3 separate regions of the Homo sapiens genome follow, and all the other regions are linked to region 2. Evidence: chromatin loops called from intact Hi-C (ENCODE). Cell type or tissue: Caco-2. All regions are shown on one strand.

What was found. A loop is a pair of places that touch in the nucleus more often than their neighbours do. Peaks named below come from ENCODE experiments on the same cell type or tissue, not always from the same donor. Only the 100,000 strongest peaks of a DNase experiment are listed, where the experiment ranks them.
Region 1: it touches region 2 in a loop (5-fold over the local background); 2 of 110 quality-filtered maps call a loop at or near these places.
Region 3: a loop joins it to region 2, with 6 times the contacts of the local background. A loop is called at or near these places in 5 of 110 quality-filtered maps.

The regions. Positions count from the first base shown.
Region 1 is chr5:95,982,742-95,990,741 of GRCh38, forward strand. All of the region lies in intron 1 of LOC101929710 (a long non-coding RNA gene), which reads left to right. LOC105379096 (a long non-coding RNA gene) reads right to left here. Exons shown (of 4, transcript XR_001742447.2): 3 at 5,357-5,446; 4 at 3,525-3,613. It also overlaps a transcript of CAST not described here. Among named protein-coding and RNA genes, the nearest start is that of ELL2, 25 kb to the left of the region's middle. RefSeq lists an enhancer at 4,324-4,618. In Caco-2, no CTCF peak of the experiment used is centred here; a DNase peak (open chromatin) is centred at 4,400.
Region 2 is chr5:96,184,609-96,192,608 of GRCh38, forward strand. All of the region lies in intron 1 of LOC101929710 (a long non-coding RNA gene), which reads left to right. It also overlaps a transcript of CAST not described here. Among named protein-coding and RNA genes, the nearest start is that of MIR583, 110 kb to the left of the region's middle. In Caco-2, no CTCF peak of the experiment used is centred here; a DNase peak (open chromatin) is centred at 3,353.
Region 3 is chr5:96,240,631-96,248,630 of GRCh38, forward strand. All of the region lies in intron 1 of LOC101929710 (a long non-coding RNA gene), which reads left to right. It also overlaps a transcript of CAST not described here. Among named protein-coding and RNA genes, the nearest start is that of MIR583, 170 kb to the left of the region's middle. In Caco-2, no CTCF peak of the experiment used is centred here; no DNase peak of the experiment used is centred here.

The sequences.
Region 1 (8,000 bases), 200 kb before region 2:
CATTTGACATTTATAGATTTTTAAAGATAAAGGTTCTTTCATTCAGAATTCTGAAATAATTGATATTCCACCTAATTTTACATTAGTAGTAGGATTACTTTTTAAGTTTTAAAAAATTAATTTATAAAGACAAATGCCCAAGATATTTTTTACAACATTATTTATAATGATCAAAAAGCGTGAAAATAATTCGGTTATTCATTTGGAAATATGTTCAGTTCTATACCATGAAAATGAAAGAATGAGGCAATTCTATATATGTTCACTAAGATGCCCCAAGATGTATTAAGTTAAAAATAAACAAATTTTGTAAATAAAAGCAGCCAGACACAAGAAAATACATATGGTATGGTTCTATTTACTTAAACTCTAATAACAGGCAAAGTTATAGTGCTTAATGATGTGTGCTTAGGCAATAAAATTAATAAGAACAACAACAAGTTGATGACTCTAAAAGTCAGGATACTGGAAACCTCTGAGAGAGAGGGTGAGAGGGGGTAGTGATTAGAAGTCCTGAAGAGGGCTGGCAGTACTCTGCTTTTTAACCTGAGTGGTTGTTGCAAGAGGGCTCACTTTGTTGTTTTGTACACTTACCTATGCATATATTAGATTTCACAATAAAAAGTATTTGAAAGCACATTTCATAACTCTGTTAGGCATAGTCTATATATATTTGTAGAAAAATTCACAAAAGATCCACACACACACAAAGACACAACTATGGGCATTTTTTTATTACTTTTGGGTTATGGGAATGTGGGGTAGGGAAAAATTTCACTTTGCATTTTACAATTTGCATTTTGTCCATAATCGTGTTACTTTAAAATACGCCATCAAATATTGTATGTGAATACAGATTACTCCATTTTTATGTGCTTCTGTATTATTTGAATTTTCTTCATAATCACATGTTACTTTAAAAATATTCTTTCAAAATTTGCATATGTATTCATATGTGTGTACATATTTATATATGCTTGGAGGTTTTAGAATAATACTTCAACAGTGGTCACCTCTAAGGGGTGCACCTGGGGATAATGCATTAAGAGAAGGGGGAACATTTTCTTTTCAGACTTCTAATTTGCTTGAATATTTTCTTTTACAATAAACATGCTGATTTTTAATTTACAGCATACACCAAAAGTGGTATATAACATATTTCAGCAGATTTTGTCTTGCAGACAGAATAGATTTGGAGGGGTAAAAATGGGCTCATTTAAAAATGTAGATCCTAGGGGAAGGCTTTATAGGAAAAAATACCCTAGAATGCAAACCTATACTCCTGCCCCAACATACATGCCAGAGTCTCTGATAATGGGCTAACCTGATGAAATCTTTGAAATTAAACCATCAAGGCAGGAATCCTCAACACTAAGTACAGCTCCTGGTCTGTGGAAAGTATTCAAGAATTATTTGTTGAATTTATTGGAAAACAGAGTAGTGTTTAAAAATTTGACCTACTTTTCACTGCTTGTTGAGGCTGGAGGTGTTTTTCTTAGTGTGAGGTTTGAGAGGCATGCAACATGATTGATGAATGAAAGTAGCTAATTTTTGGAGAAAATAAAGTAAAATTCATTTACTTTAAATTTTACTTTCGCCTTTTAGGTCAGTTAGTATTTTCATCTGCTTTTTAAAAGCAGATGATACTTTTCAAGTTGTTGATTAACAGTGATACTCTATCCTAATTATCCTGTGAAGCTTACAGTAAGTGACCTAAAATTCAATGGGAATGACTCAGCCAGACAAGAAAAAGTCACTGGAAGACCAAATCTACTACAGGGAAATAGCACTGGTATTAATCAAAGGTCTAATACTGAAACTCTCTGAGAAATCCAAGTAGATTCTACACTTTGTTGCTGATAATTAGACATTCCCAACAAATAATAATCAATAATATATATTTTTTGGCAGCAGAGGCAGAGATACAGAAGTGAGCTTCTCACCAAAATAGAGTGTCTTTGGAACAATGTCCAGCACTGGTATGACACTGCACTACCCTAAACAGTAGTAACTAGATACAAGTACTGAGTACTTGAAATGTGGCTAGTTTGAATCAAGATGTCTTGTGTCAAATATAAATCAGACATTGAACACCTACTTTGAAAAAGAGATAGTATCAAAATATTAATGTTTTTATATTGATTACGTGTTGAATATTTTTATTCATAAAATATTAATGCTTTTATATTGATTATATGTTGAATGATATTTTGAATATACTGAGATAAAGAGCATTATTAAAGCCAAAAGTGGTTTCTAAAAAATTTATAGTTACCTATATGGCTGAAGGCCAGACATAGTGGCTCACATCCTGTAATCCCAGCACTTTGGGAGTTCAAGGAGGGAGGTTCCCTTGAGGCCAGGAGTTTGAGACCAACCTGGGCAACATTGCAAGACCCCATTTCTACACAAAATTTTTAAAATTAGCTGGGTGTAGTAGCCTGCACCTGTAGTCTTAGCTATTTAGGAGACGGAGGCAGGAGGATCACTTGAGCCCAGGAGTTCAAGGCTGCAGTGAGCTGTGTTTGTGCCACTGTACTCCAGCCTGGGCAACAGATTAAGACCTTGTCTCTAAAAGAAACAACAAGAAAAAAGAAATAAAATTACCTATGTGGCTTATGTTTGTGACTCCTTTATGTTTCTATTAATGCCAGTAAAGAAGATTTGAATAGAAGCAAACCAAGAGTCAGCATTTTAATTTCCCTTACTTTCCAGAAGGGGGAAAAGAATTCCAGCAAGTGGAAATGCTCTGCTCAAAGGCACAAACCTGGTTGGAAAGAAGTGAGGAGTTGAGCTTTCATCTTTTGAGTCTGTGTCTCACGTTCCCTAAGTTACATAGCTGGCCCCTGATGGAAAATTCAAGGCCAGAGAAACAGACTTCCTTAGGACATTTACACATTGGACACCATGTTTCTTTAACCTTTTAAGATACAGTCAGTGATAATTTTAAGAATGTTCTGGGGATTTGCAATAGGATTGAAAGTAGATAGGAGTTAGGGGACTTTAATGTTCTATTTAATACCTCAGTGTTATTTTTAAACCTTGGGCACGTATTACTATTAAAGAAAAACTGGCCTAGGGGTTGGGAAAGCAGATTTAAAAGAAACTGTGGCTTGAAATTCAAATCTGGAGATATTTGAAGTGGCTTTTTCTGCCGTTATTTTCTTTGACATCTCTAAACACCCTCAGCTAATTCTTACTGCTCTCTTTGGGTTTTTTACTTTTTACATTACTAAAGCAAAATCAACTGGTACAAACTAATTTTTGAATCTGCAGCTGTAGCTCAAAAAACCTGTTTTTCCTACTTTTGCAAGCAGCAGACTCCTAAGAATGACTGGTGATTTTGTTTTAAAAGAATTTAAGTCCTGCTTTCTAAAGGGCACTTGCCAACAGAGTAGATGTTTCTATGTGAAGCTATTTGCTACCATCATACTTGAGATTTTTTTGCTTATGGCTTTCAGTGCTGTTACTTCTAAAGGCAGATTCTTGAACACAGGTTCGTTAGCTTCAGAACATACGCAGTCTCCTCATGGTAGCAGCTGTGCTGAGTTCCTGAATGGAGAGATGATTTCCACAGTACATTTTATAGCCACACATCATTCCTGAGGACAATCTAAAACACAAATTATTTTTATTTTTACTCCTTTATCATATAAGAGAAAGAAATACTTAGCTAGTCTGAGTGATAATGTTTATAGCAGCATATTCTATTTTTGTGGCAGTTTCTTTCAAGCACTCTCGCCTAACCTAAGAGGGACAAATGTAGGTTGCCTGTACTTAACAGGACCCTTGGAGTACATATGGATATGGTATAAATTCCTCTTTTTAACTTTTTGTCAGTATTTTCATCTTCTCTTCTTACTTAATCACTTTCAAGGCTTTTCAGCTGCTGAAACAAAAAATAAGCCTGTCCTAGAGGCTGATATCGTCTTCTGGAGCCACCTTTCTGAGAAAAGTGCAAAGGTTCTGAAGGGATTTTTAAATTTGATTTCTTAAAGAGTTATTTTTCACAGTTAGATATCTGAGCTCACCTAGAAGCTGAGTAGCCTCAGTAATCTTGAGTTCCCAAATCTACTTTTATTCATTTCACATTCATGATTGTAAGCATCTATTATGTGCCAGGGTAGGGTTATATCCATTGTAAGTAACCTTGGCAGAGTAAAAAATGCTGCACAGAGGCCTGTGGACCACTCCTAAGGACCTTTGGAGTGGCAGAAAGGAGATGGAGAGGATGAAGCAGACAAGCCTGGACAGCTGAGTGTTCCCACCTCTAGAAATAGTGAAGTACTGCACAGTCATAGCCTGTCTGCCCTTGGGCTTCTGATTGCTGCCTGGGACTTTAAATCCCTGAGCTGAGCTTTCCTGACCTTCGGACCCTTGCTGCCCCCACAGCTCCAGAAGCTGGAGCATTTATCTATAACTCAACACCTGGGCCCCAGTCTCAGCTCTAATACAAACACCAGCTCTGTGACCTCACCTTAGCTTAGAGTAGCCTCTCTTGGTTTCATACTTTGATCTGTAAAACAAAGGAGTGTGACCCTTTCTTTTTTTTCTCTCTCTCTCTTTCAGCACTAACCTGTTAACCATGCTTGAGAGAAGAGGTAGAACCTCATCACAACTACCTTTTGGAAATAGTTTTCCTGTACTAGAATAGGGGGCGTCAGTCAACCTGATGATGTTGTACAGGGAAATTTCGGAGATATGCACGTGCCTAGGCGCTGCCTCCAACCAATTAAACAAAAATTTCTGGGGAGTGGGACCTGGGGATGAGTATTTTTGAAGAGCACACCAACTAGTACACAGCCAGTGTTGAGAACCACAGGTTGTGTAAAAGCATCAGGCCTTGAGAGGGACAGATGTAGATGTAATATCCAGAATTTACTACTTATTAGTTGTAAATCTGTGGACAAGTCACTTAGTCTCTCTGAGCCTTAGTTTCTCTATCTGTAAAATTGGGACCAAATTGTATCTTCCTCAAAGGTAGCCATGTGGCACACAGTAGATACTCAATGAATTGTAATTGAGATGGGTCTATTGCTGTGCTGTCCAATATGATAGCCATTAGCTATACGTGACTATTTAAAAGTTAGATAAAGGTAAAAATTTGGTTCCCCAATTGCACTAGCCACATTTAAAGTGCTCAGCAGCCATATGTGACTAGTGGCTACCATATTGGACAGCAGAGATATCAAATGTTTCCTTCATTGCAGAAAGTTCTAGAGACTAGAAAGTGCTGATCTACATTCTACAGGATCTACTTTACTAAGATCCAAGTTTATTAAGGGAAAATTTATCTTTAACTCTGTTCTAGAAAATCCACTACATTAGCTTTTGTCAGGTAAGTAGCAAGACTTACGGCTTGGGCAGAAAAGTAAAGGAAATCCAGGAATCATCCCTTGTGTGGAGACATTTTTGCTTGTTTCTATATACCTATAAATGAGTTTACCTAGAAGTAAACAAGCAAGTGGGAACATGTAATCGATTCTACAAATAATGATCTTTTCTCCCTTCCCTCCCACCAGTTCTGGGGCTACACTTACCATTTAATCCATTTGTTAAAGTGGAACATTAACTTCTTTCTGCCCTATTTGTTCCTACCACAGGCAGTATACAATGAAGCTGCCGGTATGTGTGTGTGTGTGCGTGAGTGTGTGTGATCAAGAGAAAGGGGTACAAGGTGAAAGAAGGAGCTGGCAATGATAAGGGAAGTCCCTAAATAAGTGTCTGTAACTGAGAAAATAAAAGTCATACATAGAACATGTTTGATGATTTTATTATCTGTAATATTTATTTCAGATATTTTGACAGCTCTTTTATTCAAAAAAACTCCTTAGTATTATTTTGATTTACCCATAGTGGAGACTCTGAAGTCAGATGGTCTGAGTGCAAACCATGCTCCAGTATTTGCTATAGCTAACTGATGTTGGATGGGTTTCTTTACCTTTCTAAGTCTCAGTCTTTCCATTTGCAAAATAGGGATAAATGTTGGTAACCACACCTCATAAGGTTATTGCAAAGATTAAGTGACAGAATACGCATAAACTCTTTAGAATAGAATCTGACACCCGATAAATGCTCAGTGAATTTTTAAAAAATTGTTTAGAAAGGACATTTTATCATCAGCAAACAGATGATATGACACTTTTAACTTCAGCAAGTAGAAGAAAATATACATTCCTCATAGGAATTTTGAAGCTATTTAAAAAACGTAATGCTCTTGTTTCTTTGTCATATCTTTTGGAACGAGTGGGCCTGTTTTTAAAAGAACATTTATAGTTCCTATGTTACATAAATGTTCCACTTGTGCTACTGTACTTGTTTAGTTAAGCACAGGCCTAGCAGCTGGGGAAGTGTCAAAGTCTAAAAAGCAAGGGATTGTTGATTTGAGGTACCCTGTGTTAAAAATTGCTAATATAACTAAGCCGCCTTAAAAACAAGGAAGGTAGTTGTTCTTGATGGAAAAGAGACAACCTCTTAAATTCACTTTATATTTGTTTTGTCTTCCTGCAATAATGTTTCTGTTGGCAAAGTTACTTTATTATTATTTTTTTAAATCTGAGAGCATGATATATCTTTTGGGTTTTTAATTATTTAGATGTTTCACACTCTTTTGTTTTGTTATGCACTGTGACAGTGTGACATGCCTAAAGGACCAAGGACCAGCTCCCCAGTGAGTAGAAAGTGCTGTCATTTATTTTTAGAAAGGAAGCCGTATTGGTTCATATAAGCTGCTTTCCCAGCTGAAATAACATAGCAGATTGGTGCTGTTTGAACACTGCTAATTGCTGAACATTCTTAAACTAGTAAATAGGCCTGATTACCTGGACTCCAAACAGTAAGTCAAACAGACCAGATCACTTTTGATAAGAACACTCTATTAACCTTATATATTCCCATTGGATTATCTTCCAGGGATATGAAATGTTAAGTTATAAATGTCTTCTTTTTTTTTAATTTAGAAAGACTTTAGGAAAAATTGTTTGGGATATTTGAAGGTAAGTTAAAGATCATTATGTCCAATGTATGATTTAGTAGATAATTATCAGGTACTATACCATTAGCTGAGAGGTCAACAGTAAAGATGAACCCATTCAGAACAGAAAGTCCTGATTTACAAGATCTTGTTGTACCCTGCCATGTCTGTTTGGGTAACTGCAAGCAAACAGTAATAACTCTAACAAGGAAACAGTGAGCTTTTAATAAATAAAATGTAACATGAGTTCTTTATTAGACCCTTAAATCTCAAAACTAGAAAGCTTTTTAGAATAAAATTCCACTTCTACTCACCCTTTGAAATATTCACTGGAAACACAACTCTAAGATTCCTTCCATTTTCCAGATTCTAGAGCATTCATGTTAAAAATAAGCTTGAAATATTTTATTTAATAATTTAAAAATTATTTTAATTAAATCTTGCTGATGTGAACCATGTCTGTTCCCTTAAGCCTAGAAATGGAGTCTGGAACACAGCAAAAATGACCAAAATATAGTATCATGTCCAGAGTCAGGAAATGTCAGTTTTAGAGAATTGCCAACTTGCTTTGTGAGCTCACTTAGTTTAAAGGAAGTTTCCTTATCAATAGGAGATATAGGGAGTTTAAACAATTTGATGAGGAAGTTTCCTTATCAATAAAGTATAGGGGCAAACTAGTATTCTGAAGTTTTTTCTTTTCTGGATCAAAAATTCAATAATAAGGTTTGTTTTTATAATATTAAAAATATCTTACTGTTTTCTTGGCTTACTATTGAAAAATAGTAGAAAGAAGAAAAAGGAAACATCTACAGTCCCACCAGTCACCTTTAAAATTATTATATTATCTTCTAGTCTTTTTGTTCTACACTTAAAAGAAATTAGAGTTGAGCTCATACAGCATATTATATATGCTTAACATTATAATGTCAAAAACTTTTTATAAACATTTAAAAATGATTATGTGAATATAAGCATTTATCTTCTTATTGGATATTTTACATAGTATCATTTAAAAAATTAATTAATT
Region 2 (8,000 bases):
GGTTTTCTCTTCCTGTGTTAGTTTGCTGAGGGTAATGGCTTCCAAATCCATCCATGTCTCTGCAAAGGACATGATCTTATTCTTTTTTATGGCTGCATAGTATTCCATGGTGTATATGTACCACATTTTCTTTATCCATTCTATCATTAATGGACATTTAGGTTGATTCCATGCCTTTGCTATTGTGAATAGTGCTGCAGTAAACATATGCATGCATGTATCTTTATAACAGAATGATATATATTCTTTTGGATATATACCCAGTAATGTGATTGCTAGGTCAAATGGTATTTCTGCCTCTAGGTTTTTGAGGAATCACCACACTGTCTTCCACAATAGCTGAATTAATTTACACTTCCACCAACAGCATAACTGCATTCCTTTTTCTCCACAACCTCACCAACATCTGTTTTTTGACTTTTTAATAATCGCCATTCTGACTGGCATGAGATAGTATCTCATTGTGGTTTTGATTTGTATTTCTCTATCAGTGATGTTGAGCTTTTTCCATATTATTATTGGCCACGTGTATGTCTTCTTTTGAGAAGTTTCTGTTCATGTCCTTTGCCCACTTTTTAATGGAGTTGTTTGTTTTTTTCTTGTAAATTTGTTTAAGTTCCTTGTAGACTCTGGATATTAGACCTTCGTCAGATGAATACATTGTAAAAATTTTGTCTTATTCTGTAGGTTGTCTGTTCACTTTCATGATAGTTTATTTTGCTGTGCAGAAGCTCTTTAGTTGATTTGTATCCCATTTGTCAATTTTTGCTTTTGTTGCAATTGCTTTTGCTGTTTTCGTTATGAAATCTTTGCCCATGCCTATGTCCTGAATGATATTGCCTAGATTTTCTTCAAGGGTTTTTGTAGTTTTGGGTTTTACATTGAAGTCTTTAAGTCATCTTGAGTTAATTTTTGTATATGGCATAAGGAAGGGGTCCAGTTTCAATTTTCTGCATATGGCTAGCCAGCACTCTTAGCACCATTTATTAAATAGGGAGTCCTTTCTCCATTGCATGTTTTTGTCAAGTTTGTTAAACATCACATGGTTGTAGGTGTGTGGTCTTATTTCTGAGTTCTCTATTCTGATCAATTGGTCTATGTGTCTGTTCTTGTACCAGTGCCATGCTGTTTTGGTTACTGCACCCTTGTAGTATAGTTTGAAGTTGGGTAGCATGATTCCTCCAGATTTGTTCTTTTTGCTTAGGGTTGTCTTGGCTATTTGGGCTCTTTTTTGGTTCCATATGAATTTTAAATTTTTTTTTTTGTAGTTCTGTGAAGAATGCTAATGGTAGTTTAAAGGGAATTGAATTGAATATATAAATTACTTGAAGCAGTATGGCCATTTTCAACATATTGATTCCTCCTATTCATGAGCATGAAATGTTTCTTCATTTGATTGTGTCCTGTCTGATTTCTTTGTGCAGTGGTTTATAGTTATCCTTTAAAAGGTCCTTCACTTCCCATGTTAGCTGTATTCATAGATATTTTATTCTTTTTGTAGCAATTGTGAATGGGAATTCATTCATGATTTGGCTTTCTGCTTGTCTGTTGTTGGTGTATAGGAATGTTAGTGATTTTTGCACATTGATTTTATATTCTGAGATTTTGAAGTTGCTTATCAGCTTAAGAAGCTTTTGGGCTGAGACAATGGGGTTTTCTAGATATAGGATCATGTCATCTGCAAACAAAGATAATTTGACTTCCTCCCTTCCTGTTTGAATACCCTTCATTTCTTTCTTCTGTCTGATTGCCCTGGCCAGAACTTCCAATACTACATTGGGTAGGAGTGGTGAGACAGGGCATCCTTGTCTTGTGCCAGTTTTCAAGGGGAATGCTTCCAGTTTTTGCACATTCAGTATGATATTGGCTGTGGGTTTGTCGTATATGACTCTTATTATTTTGATGTGTGTTCCTTCAATACCTAGTTTATTGAGAGTTTTTAACATGAAGAGATGTTGAATTTTATCAAAAGCTTTTTCTGCATCTATTGAGATAATTATGTGGTTTTTGACTTCAGTTCTGTTTATATGATGAGTCACATTTATTGATTTGTGTTTATTTTGAACCAATCTTGCATCCTGAGGATGAAGCCTACTTGATCATGGTTGATAAGCTTTTTGATGTGCTGGTACGTTTGGTTTGCCAGTATTCGTTGACGATTTTTGCATTGATGTTCATCAAGGATATTCGCCTGAAGCTTTCTTTTTTTGTTGTATCTCTGCCACGTTTTGGTATTAGGATGGTGCTGGCTTTACAGAATGAGTTAGGGAGGAGTCCCTCCTTTTCAATTATTTGGAATAGTATCAGTAGAAATGGTACTAGCTCTTATTTGTACATCCGGTAGAATTCAGCTGTGAATCCTTCTGGTCCTGGGCTTCGTTTTGTTGGTAGGATATTTATTACTGCCTCAATTTCAGAACTCGTTATTGGTCAGTTCAGGGATTCAGTTTCTTCCTGTTTCAGTCTTGGGAGGCTGTATGTGTCCAGGAGTTTATTCATTTCTTCTAGATTTTCTAATTTGTGTGCATAGAGGTGCTTATAGTATTCTCTAATAGTTGTTTGTATTTCTGTGGGATCAGTGGTGATATCCCCCGTATCATTTTTGGTTGTGTTTATTTGATTCTTCTCTCTTTTCTTCTTTATTAGTCTAGCTAGAAGTCTATTCTATTAATTTTTTTAAAAAAAACAGCTCCTGATTTGTTGATTTTTGAAGGGTTTTTCATGTCTCTGTCTCCTTCAGTTCAGCTCTGATCTTGGTTATTTCTTATCTTCTATAGCTTCAGGGTTTGTTTTCTCTCGGTTCTCTAGTTCTTCTAGTTGTGATGTTAGGTTGTTAACTTGAGATCTTTCTAGCTTTTTGATGTGGGCATTTAGTGCTATAAATTTTCTTCTTAACACTGCTTTAGCTGTGTCGCAGGGATTCTGGTACATTGTCTCTTTGGTCTCATTAGTTTCAAAGAACTTCTTGTTTTCTATCTTAATTTCATTGTTTACCCAAGAGTCATTCAGTAGCAGGAACAACTCTCTCTTGCTCAATGGTTTGTAAGCTCCCTGAGAGAAGGACTGTGACTTGTTTATCTTTGTATTTCCCCTAGTGCCTTGCACAAAGTGGGCACTCAGAAATTTTTGTTGAAGTAAATAGTTCAATAGTCGAGGCTACCGAGCTTAAAAACAGCTACGTAAATGTTATGTTTTAGCTCTTCAACTCCCAGTGCAAGGATAGAGCTTTCTTGACTGACTGTGGTGATGGTAGAATGACTACCTGTGAGCAGTCCCATCTCTACTGAGCTGTGGGAATCTTAGCAGCTTAGTTAAGCTGAAAACAAATATTTGCCTAGGATTCTGGGAGGGGACTTCACATGCCTTTGTAGTTACCCAAGGGATGGCATCACCTTTGGTCAGCCCACTCAGTGAGCCACTCACCCACCTGGGACTGCCACATTCTCCCACAGAACCTGGATATGGGTCCTATTATTTCATTTCATCATTCATTACTTGCTGTCTATATAGGTCTAAGCCTTTTTATTACACAAAATGATGCTAACCTGAAGAGAGATTGAGACACTAAATACAAAACCATCTATAGAAAGATTAGTTTATAGGAAGATTATAGAAAGATTATCTATAAAAATATTTAGTAGTAAAATATACTGTTTTCTGCCCTTTTTGCAAATCTCATTCTCCTGAGTTAAAATCATTTTTAATTTTTTCCAATGGATCTTTCCATAAATTTGGTAATAAGTTATATTATTATTTCTTGATTAGTCCACTTTAAATATGAGTGATGATTTTCTTCTCTAAATGTTGTGGATTTAACCTATTGAAACACTACTCAACTTTTTTCCCATTCTTTCTCCCAATGTTTGATATTATGTTATTAATTTTAGTTTTTCTTTGTTTTTGGTTGTAACTTTTTCTATGTCTGTGATAATTGTCTATCCCATTTCTTGTTTCCTCAACTTTAGATATATCTGTTGAGTGAATACCATGTAAGATGGTAATAATAAAACCTGTGTCTTTCCCTCCCCCCTTTAATATCCATCAGCTATACCTTTTCTTTCACATTTTACATTTTATTCTGAAAATGTTATTAAATTTTCTATAATTGATTTTTAAAGCCAATGAAATTTGTTTTTTACCTTCAGAACTGTATAAGTATTGAGTACTGTGGAGTTGAAGAAGGTGCTAGATTATACTTTCTTTTCATGGTTTTAATGTTATAACACTGATAAATAGTGTGTTTATCATCAAAGTCAAATAAATTGTCTTTTATTACACTTTTTAAAAGGTGTATCACATTTTTATTGCTTCATATTTAGAACTTATGTTTTTGTACACTAAATTTTAATTTCCATTTCTTTTTCTGGTTGAGAGAAGAAACATAGCTTCTTCACTCTATCACTGAAATGTTTCAGATTTGTGCTCATTTTCTCAGTTAAAGACTCAGTATATTTTATCAACAATCTTCTCATAGCCTGCTGATTTTCTATTTTAATTTGGATGTTGCTTCTATGTCTGCTATGAACCATTACCCTGGGATTTCTTTTTATTTTCTTTTTGGATTTTTCCACTGTTTCCTATATCCCGCATCTTCATCTTTCTTGGTTTTCGCCTTTGCTTTGTTGAAGTATGTTTGCAAGTAATTTCATCAGAGAGGATTTGGTGAGGGGGAGGGCTAGGTGGATAATGGTCCTTTTTCTTTGTTCCTGAAAATTATTTTGCTTGTCCTCAGATTTGATTGCTATTTGGCTGGGGATATACTTCCTGGTTCAAAAACTTTCCCCTCAGAGCACTGATGATATTGCTCCAGTGCCCTCTTGTCTTTATTCCTCAATATATGTCTAAATATCAGTTCCTTTAAATTCATCCTGCTGAGCAAATATTCAGTGGCCTTTTCAGTTTGATAGCTTATGTCTTCCTTCAGCTTTGAGATATTTTCTTCCTTTTTGCAAAAAAGTAATTTACTTTCCTCTATTTTCTCTGTTTGCTTTCTGGGACCCCTATTGGTTGAGCATTGAACTTTGTGGATTGATACTTTATGATTCTTATCTTCTCTGTCATCTGTTTCATCTTTTTGTGTTTCCTTTCCATGTTCTGAGACACTTTTTATTTTACTGCTTTTTTATAAATTTTTGATTTTTGCATTGGAAAAAACTTTTAACAGCTAGTTTTTATTGTTCTCTATCACATTTTTATAGATTCATGTTTTTGTTTTTAACATTATTTAAAAACTCACAAGGAGTCAAATTCGAATTGTTTAGTTTAAGTTTTCTCCTATTCTTGCATGTTTACTATATTATCCTGGGTCAACTGCTCTTGTTTTTATCTTGATCTTTCTCTTTAATGCTATTGGTATTCCTCGTATGTCTGGTAGTCCTTGCTTATCAGTTCTTATTTTAGAATAAATGTTTAGATTGATTATTCCAAGTTGGGGGTATTATTTTTCTTGGCTGCTTGATAGGTAGTTTCTTTCTCCAGCTTGCTCTGCCCTGAATTGAAGATTCTTTGTATGCAGGAAGGGCTTAGTATGCAGAATTTGCACTGGGGGATTGAGGGGCAGCCAGGGTGGGGCTGGGGAACTAGGCCTGTCTCTAGTAGCCTGTACTTTTTTCAGGCAGCTCATTCAGTATCTTTAGGTGCCTGCGCTGGTTTTATCCTGCAAAGTGAATGCTGGGCTTCCTTTTATTCTGCATCAGAAGTCCTGGGGTATGTTCAGTGTGTGTGAGTGGGGAAGGGAGATCAGAAAGTGTAGGTTCTTTAATGAAGGACATTGAGTGACACCCTGTCTTCACTCTCCCTGACTCTGCCTGCCCACTCTGTGCCAAGAACCTTCCACAGAGTTCCCACTGGGGAATTAGGCGCCATCTTTGCTGTGGCCCCTTCTGCTGTCTCTGCTGCAGCCTCCCATACTCCATTTCACATGTCCGCAGGATTCTATCTGTGTTCTATTCCTTGGTATTTGTTGATTCATCTCTCTTCTTTTTGCTGTTAAGGCCTCATTCCCCTTTGAATTTCTTTATTGTCTTTTTGCGGCAACCTGTGTCCTCAGCTCACCATCTTTTAAAATTTATTTTTGGCAGTGTAATCCTTCATAGGTTTATTATTTTCATCCTTAATTTTTAATTTCAACCTTTTTTTAAATTCAGGATTTACATGTGCAGGTTTATTACTTAAGTATATTGCATGATGCTGAGGTTTGGGTACGGATGGATGATCCTGTCACCCAGGTACTGAGCATGGTATCTGCTAGTTTTTCAACCCTTGTCCCTTCCTTCCTCTCTCCTCTAGTAGTCCCCAGTGTCTATTGTTGCCATCTTCATGTCAATGAGTACCTAATATTGAGCTCCCACTTATAAATGACAGTATGGGGTATTTGGTTTTCTGTTCCTGTATTAATTCGCTTAGGATAATGGCCTCCAGCTGCAACCATGTTGTTTCAAAGGATATGATTTCATTCTTTTTATATGGCTGCACAGTAGTCCATGGAGCTTACCATCTTGAACTAGAACTCCTTTCCCATATTTGTGCTGTGGGATGCTGGCTTCCAGTTTGCTGAGTATTTTAGCATGTGCTAAAGGAAATTATTCTTGGAAAAGAGGAATGGGATTCTACAAGACTGTAAGAAATAGTACCTTCTGTATCTCAGCATAAGCAGAAAAACTACCATGGCCTGAGGCACTTTTGACTATATGTCCCAATATTAACAGACACTTGAGGTTACTTATATGCCAGGCATTGTTCTAAGTACTTTACATATATTAATTCATTCAGTCCTAACAATAACAGTAAAAGGAAAGTACTAATAATTGTCCCCATTTTACAGTTGAGTAAAAAGATAAGAGACTTGCCTGAAAGGTTAAATGACTCATAAGTAAAATAGCCAAGATTCAAATTTCATCTCCAGAGACTAAGCTTTTAGCCTCTCTGCTACATTGCTTCCCATAATTATGTCACTAGCAAATAAACTGTGAGGATATAATAAAGATGGAGTATCAAATAATAGCTGAGATGGAGTCTCGCTCTGTCACCAGGCTCACTGCAACCTCTGCCTCCCAGGTTCAAGCGACTCTTCTCCCTCAGTCTCCCGAGTAGCTGGGACTGCAGGCGCACGCCACCACACCCAGCTAATTTTTGTATTTTTAGTAGAGATGGGGTTTCACCATGTTGGCCAGGATGGTCTCAATCTCTTGACCTCAGGATGTGCCCACCTCGGCCTCCCAAAGTGCTGGGATTACAGGCGTGTGCCACTGGGCCCAGCCAGCTGATGGAATTTTTTTAAAAAATAAAGATATTTTAAGAAGAGTCAAAAAACAAATATAATTTCACGGTGACAAGAATGGCTGAATTACGAAATTCTGACTACATAATTAAAAATATTTTCAATGGAACAAAAAATGGGAAAGTGGGTAAAGAACCCAGCATATTTGTGCTCCAAGTTGTCTAATAAGGCTGGAGGGCCTTTACGTAAATTATAGATGAGAAAACATATAACTAAGGAGGATATAAGGGAATAGAATGAGAATTTCAGGAGAGTTAAAGTCAAGGATTAGCTGAGGCTCACAAAAACCACTAGAGACAGCAGCAGCAATTTTTATAGCTATTTTCAGAACAATAGATAGATGAAAATTATAGGTCCAATGCTTGAGAATGATGGTATCATGTTAAAAGAAAACATTGCACTTCTGCTTTTCCTCTGTCTATACCAAGAATAATGATTGTTAAGCTGACAACATGGAAAGATTAATGCATTAAGATGTCTTTACAGGCATGATAAGAGAAGATTAACAATAACTTTAATATTTTAGATGAATTCAAACTTCTAGGCCCAGACAAATCACATTTTAGGAATAAACGATCTCATTGGGATGAACATAGAACTGTCATATCCTTTTGAGAAATTTTATAGAATGGGAAAAATTCAAAAGAATGGAGAAAGGTACATATGACCCCAGTTTTCAAAAGGAAGGATGTGATAGGTTGCATTAAGTGCTTAAAATATT
Region 3 (8,000 bases), 56 kb after region 2:
ATAGTTCACTGCAGCCTTGTACTCCTGGGCTCAAGCAATTGTGGTGCCTCAGCTTTCTGAGTGGCTGGGACCACAAGTGCATGTCACCTTGCCCAGCTAACTTTCTTTTTTTTTTTTTTTTTTTTTCTGATGCAGTGAGTTAACTCTAGGAATTTATTTTACTGATAATTTTACATACTTTCAAAAGGACATTTATACCAGATTATTCACTACAGAACTATTTGCTACATTAGAGGGATTGAAAACCATATAAATGTTTATTAGGAAGGAAATGGATAAAGTATACTTAATTCACATATTGAATACTATACAGCTACAATACAGAATGAAATTTATTATGTACTAATATCAGAATGTATAATATGCTACTATTTATATGATAAGCATGTATTTGTTTTATGTGCTTAAAATTTATCTGGAAGAATTTTTTTTAAATTTATTATTATTATACTTTAAGTTTTAGGGTACATGTGCACAATGTGCAGGTTAGTTACATATGTATACATGTGCCATGCTGGTGTGCTGCACCCATTAACTCGTCATTTAGCATTAGGTATATCTCCCAATGCTATCCCTCCCCCCTCCCCCCACCCCACAACAGTCCCCAGAGTGTGATGTTCCCCTTCCTATGTCCATATGTTCTCATTGTTCAATTCCCACCTATGAGTGAGAATATGCGGTGTTTGGTTTTTTGTTCTTGTGATAGTTTACTGAGAATGATGATTTCCAATTTCATCCATGTCCCTACAAAGGACGTGAACTCATCAATTTTTTATGGCTGCATAGTATTCCATGGTGTATATGTGCCACATTTTCTTAATCCAGTCTATCATTGTTGGACATTTGGGTTGGTTCCAAGTCTTTGCTATTGTGAATAATGCCGCAATAAACATACATGTGCATGTGTCTTTATAGCAGCATGATTTATAGTCCTTTGGGTATATACCCAGTAATGGGATGGCTGGGTCAAATGGTATTTCTAGTTCTAGATCCCTGAGGAATCGCCACACTGACTTCCACAATGGTTGAACTAGTTTACAGTCCCACCAACAGTGTAAAAGTGTTCCTATTTCTCGACATCCTCTCCAGCACCTGTTGTTTGCTGACTTTTTAATGATTGCCATTCTAACTGGTGTGAGATGGTATGTCATTGTGGTTTTGATTTGTATTTCTCTGATGGCCAGTGATGGTGAGCATTTTTTCATGTGTTTTTTGGCTGCATAAATGTCTTCTTTTGAGAAGTGTCTGTTCATGTCCTTCGCCCACTTTTTGATGGGGTTGTTTGTTTTTTTCTTGTAAATTTGTTTGAGTTCATTGTAGATTCTGGATATTAGCCCTTTGTCAGATGAGTAGGTTGCGAAAATTTTCTCCCATTTTGTAGGTTGCCTGTTCACTCTGATGGTAGTTTCTTTTGCTGTGCAGAAGCTCTTTAGTTTAATTAGATCCCATTTGTCAATTTTGGCTTTGGTTGCCATTGCTTTTGGTGTTTTAGACATGAAGTCCTTGCCCATGCCTATGTCCTGAATGGTAATGCCTAGGTTTTCTTCTAGGGTTTTTATGGTTTTAGGTCTAACGTTTAAGTCTTTAATCCATCTTGAATTGATTTTTGTATAAGGTGTAAGGAAGGGATCCAGTTTCAGCCCAGCTAACTTTCACATATTTAAATTAATTATTTATTTATTTAGAGACAGGGTGTGGCTATGTTGCTTAGCCTAGTCTCAAACTTCTGGCCTCAAGTGATCTTCCCACCTCAGCCTCCCAAAGTGCCAACATTACCTGCATGAGCCACCATGTCCAGCTGAAATACTTCTTTTAAATGCTGATGATCACCCTCAGCAAATGGAAGCCAAAGAAGTGTGTTTGCTCTCTGCTGTCATGGAGCCTCCAGCTATCAGATCTTGTCCCTCCAATTAAGAGACTATGTACTGCAGAATTTGAGAGTTGTTCCTTGGTGACTGGTTTTATGTATTTCCTTTTTATCTGATCTACTTTATTTATAACTGAAACTCCTCCAGGTTTCTCTTTTGTGGATGGTGTCTCCATAGTTTCTAAATCTGAAGGTGATTTTCTTTTGTCTTTTATAACCCTGTCGACATTTCAGTGGAAATCTGAGAATAGGAGGTGTTAGGCATCTGTGCTATGATTCACATTTCCAGTTTTTAACATTGCCCTGTTGACTTGACCATAAAAGATGGTCAAAAATAGCTGGTGACTGAACAAAGAATGAACATCATTTTGAGCCTAAGGGATACTAACTGCTTTATGTGACTTTTGTATTATTCTTGCATATGCTGAAATCATTGAGGTTTCTTCATATTTCTTTTTTGGATACATCAAATGGCAATAATGATAGTGTGGCATGATAAAAACTGGGACTACTCTATAAATACGTTCAAAATTTATTCCTTAATTTGTAACATAAATCTTGGCTGCATTCCTTATATTTCTGTGTTAGGCAGAACACATATAAGGATAAATAAGGTATGGTTTCCACCCTTCTCAAAGTACTTCCCATTATAATAGTATGATGATTTATCAGCAGCAACTGTTTTTTTTTTTTTTTCTTTACAGGTCAAACATTGGGATTATTTTTTAAAAATAGAAGTACTCAGCATAACTAAATGCCTTTTTTCTCTCTGGCAATGGAAGTTTTATTTATTTAAGCAAATCAATAGAGAATTTTTTTTTTTTTTTACCAAGCTGTTACAAGAGACTGAAGAACGTTTTGCTCACTAATCCTAGGGTAATGGAAGAAGAATTTTCTTCCTCTGTGGTTCCTAGACTTTGTGGAGTCAGAAAAGTTAAGCTTGACTGAATTTACATTTTTAAAATTTTTTTTGGTTAAATACACATGATTTTTCCTTTTATTAGTAATGGCACCAATATGCAGTCACATATTTACTTTAAGTACTGCTATATCTCTATCCACATATAGTAAGAGAAAAAATATAGATGCAGTTTCTGGAGAAGAGGCTTTTTATTTCTGAACTTTCTAAATGCTGGTCAGTGAATGCCACCAATAAAAAATATTTTGCTCGCCAGAAATAGAGATATGCATCCCTCAGAGTCAGGCATGTGGGTTTTATCAAATGTAGTGGATTTTGTCTGTGGACATCTGCGGATTTTTTCTGCCCAGATTCATTTAACCCTACTTTGGGTAAAACTACCCCGACCTCTCCCTATTCCATCTTATCTTAATGGCAGTATCACATGAGGTACCCCTTCCCAAATGCATGAGCACTTGACTCAAGCCATACCTATGAGAGTGTTCTTTTCCTGAGAATTACCTACCTCATAAAACTATTGTATGGATTAAGTGTGTTAATAACATGCAAAGTATTTAGAAGCATTACTGCATAGGGTAAGCAGTACATGAGTGCACTCTTATTATTCTTAAGCAGAGTGACGTTAAGGTTAGAAAGTGGCTAGAGTTGGAATATTCTGACCACACTGCCCTAAGGCACTCCCTTAGTTCCTCTACCTTGATCCCCAGGGCAGTGTAGTTTCTGTTCTTCCCAAAGTCTGATCATAAAGCATTTTTTCCAGTTCTATGAGCTTCCTTGTATCTTTCCAATAAATTCACTCAATAAATAAAATGACTTTCTATTTATTGAGATCCAATAATTTTGATAAATAAAGAGAAGATTTCAGGAAAGCTCCAAACATTGCAATTAAGTAATATTCCACAAGACTTTAAATTATTTGTATTTTGCTTTGAATTATGATTTCTTATTCCTTCTAAATATAGTGTTGTATTGTTCTGGGAAATATGGTAAGCAAAATAATAAAACCATAGTAGAATTATCCGACACAGAAAAAGTTGGAAAATGAAAAATTATGGAAATAAATAGCTGTTTCACAGTAGCATTAATTCTTTAAGAAAACTCATCATCACCACCAAAATTATAGATACCGGACATTATTTGGAGATTCACAGATATTATTTCTGATCTTTATAGCAAGTCTGTAAATAATATTTACCCCATTTTATACACGGGAAAGCTGAATGGTTGAGGCTTGTTCATTAGTTATCAGCTAACTAGAATTCCAGCCCAGTTCTGCTCACTACAAAGCCTGCACTTTTTCTACTATAACACATTTTCATTTTCTTAAATTGTAAAATTCTTTTTGTTTCTAAACTTGGGATGTTAATTTTTAAGTGGTGTGAAAATTTTTAAGTGGCGTCTATTCATTATTTCATTAAATATTTATTGAGTGACTTTGTGGGTAATTAAGATATTCATGAGTGTGGGTAAATATAGCCTTAGGGGATATGTTTTAGAGTGAGGTGGCAAAATGGCATGCGGAGCAAAGAACTTTTGTAGATTATTTAGATTAAATCTAAAATATGTCTATCAAAAGCAATTATAACTATTCCTCTTTTTAGTAGAGGTAATCCACTCACAATTTATTTAAACAGACTACAAAAAATCTTCCTTCCTTTTTGTTCCCTTAACCCCAGTCCATCCTACTCAAATCACATACATTCATACTATGACATATTTAGAAAACTTTCTAAATTCTAGAGAATTTTAGTTCATTAAATTTTAGGTTTATGCTATGCAGCAAAAGTGTAAAAGTTTTTTCTTTGCTGAAGAAAAACTGGATAGAGTCCCGAATATATCAATACTGGCAGTAAGGTTTTAGACACACTTGTGCAGAGCCAGAGATAAATAACCACAATACTAGCCTCCAAGGAGCTAGAAAGTAATGGTTGTGTGGAAACTTTTAGAGCATCTATAGTCAAAGCTGGCAACCACTTTATCTTTAACTGTTCTAACACTCATAACAGGGATCTCATAGGAGTGTACAGAAAACTGTAAATTTTTATCTTTTTCCTTCCCTTAGTTTCACACTATATACTCTCCCTGTTAAGCAATAGAAGGGAAGAGGTTAACAATTTGCCCCACTGACAACAGAGTTTACTTAGTTTACACAGAAGAAATTTTCTGTGTGTTCAGGGCTATCAGTGTTTGCTCTCTGTGTAATGGAAAAAAAAAAAAAAAACAAATAGTGAGTAGACACTGGCAGGCTGAAATACCAAAGAAGCATAACTAGGCTTTGGTTCTACACATGCAGGAAGGTTCTGCATATTCAAATCCATTACTGATGATTAGTTTTAGTTTAAAGACTTGGTCTATGTGAGATTGTATTTGGAAAATCCATGCAGCTGGGGGGACTTACGGCAAATGTTATTGTTTCTTGTTCTGTCTTAATGTCTTTGAACTTCTTAGGGTGCTAGCTATGAGGCTGACTGGTCTTATATGGGAGAATGAACTCTGTGTGTTCACAGCGCAGGACCCGGCTGAATCTAAGTGTATCCCAGAAGCAGCACCAACTACCATTTGGATTGAGGAGGCAGGTGATTGTAAATCCTGAAGGTAGAGGTAGTTGAACTGAGAAGCCCAGGCACTCAGAGAACCTCTCAAAACCATAGCATCCCTGGTCAGAGGTTCCAAACTTGGCAGAGATTTAAAAAACACAGACTCCAGCATCCCAACCAAACCTTCCAAACTAGCATATCCAAGGGTGGATCCTGGAAACCTGTCTGTCTTCCTTTTTTTTTTTTTGAGACGGAGTCTTGCTCTGTCGCCCAGGCTGGAGTGCAGTGGCACGATCTCGGCTCACTGCAAGCTCCGCCTCCGGGGTTCAGGCCATTCTCCTGCCTCAGCCTCCCGAGTAGCTGGGACTACAGGCACCCGCCACCATGCCCGGCTAATTTCTTTTTGTATTTTCAGTAGAGACGGGGTTTCACTGTGTTACCCAGGATGGTCTCGATTTCCTGACCTTGTGATCTGCCCGCCTCAGCTCCCAGAGTGCTGGGATTACAGGCGTGAGCCAAAGCGGAAACCTGTTTTCTTAACAAGCAGCTCTGAGGATCAGCTAGAATTGTGAACGAGCATTCTAAGTCCTTTATGAAGAAGAAATAGCCCACCTTTCTCACTCCACTGGCACAGTTGCTAGCTTGCAGGGTACAAGAACTGGTACCAATGTGTTCTTGAAGAGTAAGAGAGTAATTGGAAGCAAGTTTCTCAGTACATCTACCTTTTTAAGTCTCCTTTCCTCCCCTCAAATTGCCAGCTTCACTCCCCAGTAATTTGAATTTGACATATTTCACCCACTTTCACATTTCCTGGCTTGGCTTCGATCTGGCCAACTATTAGGTAGCTAGATAAGTGACCATGTACCTTAAAGGTAAATATTGAAGTATAATAATTTTAGTAATTAATAGAGGTTCTAGAAAACGGGAATTAACCTATGGAAGGATCAAAACTTTTTAAATGAGTGTTAAAACTCCACTTCTTTTCATAGCAAGCATTAAACATTTGTATTTTTCTTCATGGTTTGGAAGTCTGATTACAAATATGGTTTATTTTACTGTATTCTACAATATATCAAGAAAGTCATTAAGTATATAGATCATTTATTTCTATGAATTTTATTTGGGGTTTGACTGGTTTTGGTTTGCCTGTGTGGTGCCATAAGCTCTGTCTCTTTCTTAAGGGCCAGCTGTCCCGTAGCACTGTCACTATGTCTGACTGGGCAACACACATTCCTTTATTTTTCTGTTTCTAATCTTTGCAGGCGGTGGTACTAAATAGCCAAACCACATAGAATGAGGTCTTAATTGGAGTGAGTTGGATTCTGGGCAGAAGTCTGGCAGTCTCCTGGGAGTGAGGGTTCCAACTTTGGGTTATGCATGTCATGATGTGTATTCTGGCTGCCTAGAAGGCTTTGTTTACTTGCTTGCCTTGCTTACTGGTGCATGGCTGTGTTTCACAGGACTCTAAGTGGTTGGAGCAGTTAGTTCTGAGTAACTCCAGAGTTCATGTGCGTAGCACCAAACTTGGAGTGAGCTTTTGTGCATGAGTGTCAGCAGATTGACGTGTAACATGTTCAAACTGGAGAGAAAAGAAGCACTGCCCAGCTGGAATGGGGAGCAAGTGCAAGTCAGAACACTGACTTTTTCTTTCCCTCTAAGGATATCAGCAATACTGGGTCCTGAGTTACAGCAGGAAGAGACTTGAATTCTCCTTCCTCTCATTTTATTTCTCTACCAGAAAATCACTTGGCAGCTATCACAGCAATACAAACCCTTGGCTGGTCGGTAGCTTAGAGAAACACAAGCCTTTTCTGTGTGCTGATAATCAGTGCAAAGAAAAGCATCTACAGTGTTATCTTATAGAAGCAAAGGATACCTAATTAATGCCCAGTCTCCAAAGAAAACTGCCACCCTTCTGGCTGCTTTCCCAGGGAAGATGTTGGTGCCACAGAGCAGCCATGTGCAGAGATGCACTGCTTGGGTACAAGAGGAAGAATATTCCTGGCTTATAGCCTCAGCCCTCAGTAGCCACTCGGTGGGGACAGGCAGAGCCACTGCTTACAGGTAATATATTCAGCCAAGTATACCTTTGAGGTCAGTGAGAAGGGCTTCATCTTGGCTTTCTGCTTTTTGCTATTAACACCATAAATACACCTACCGAAAATGCTGGTTGTCACCAAGCATTCTTGGCCTCCCCTTTAGTTATTTCTACAAATCTTATTGTTCTTTCTCTCTCTCTCCCCTTTGCTCTTTGTCCCTCTTGGACCCTTTTTGAAAGTGTGTTTCATTTAAACCACTTGATGCACACTGGCTGAGTGTAAAGAGAGGGAAATCTCTTTTAATGACCCAACAGGCTTTCAGTCTCTGCAGACAGCACAGTTTGGACTGAGCTAAATGAGATAGTATCCATGGTGAGAGGGGCGGAATGCGCTAGGCTTTTGTGCCAAAGGGAGATGAAACGTGTGCCATATATTTGGGTGTGTTTAAAGGCAGTAATTTCAAAGTTCTGCTCCTGAGTTTAGCATTACTAATCAGCTTGAAGGAAAGAATAAGAATATACAGGAATAAGTGGCAAGATGGGATAAAACTCCAAAAGACTTAAAACTAAAACCAGATAGAAATGGGTTAGAGTAAAAAGATGCTCGATAATTAATGTTTAATTTGTTGTAATGTCAGT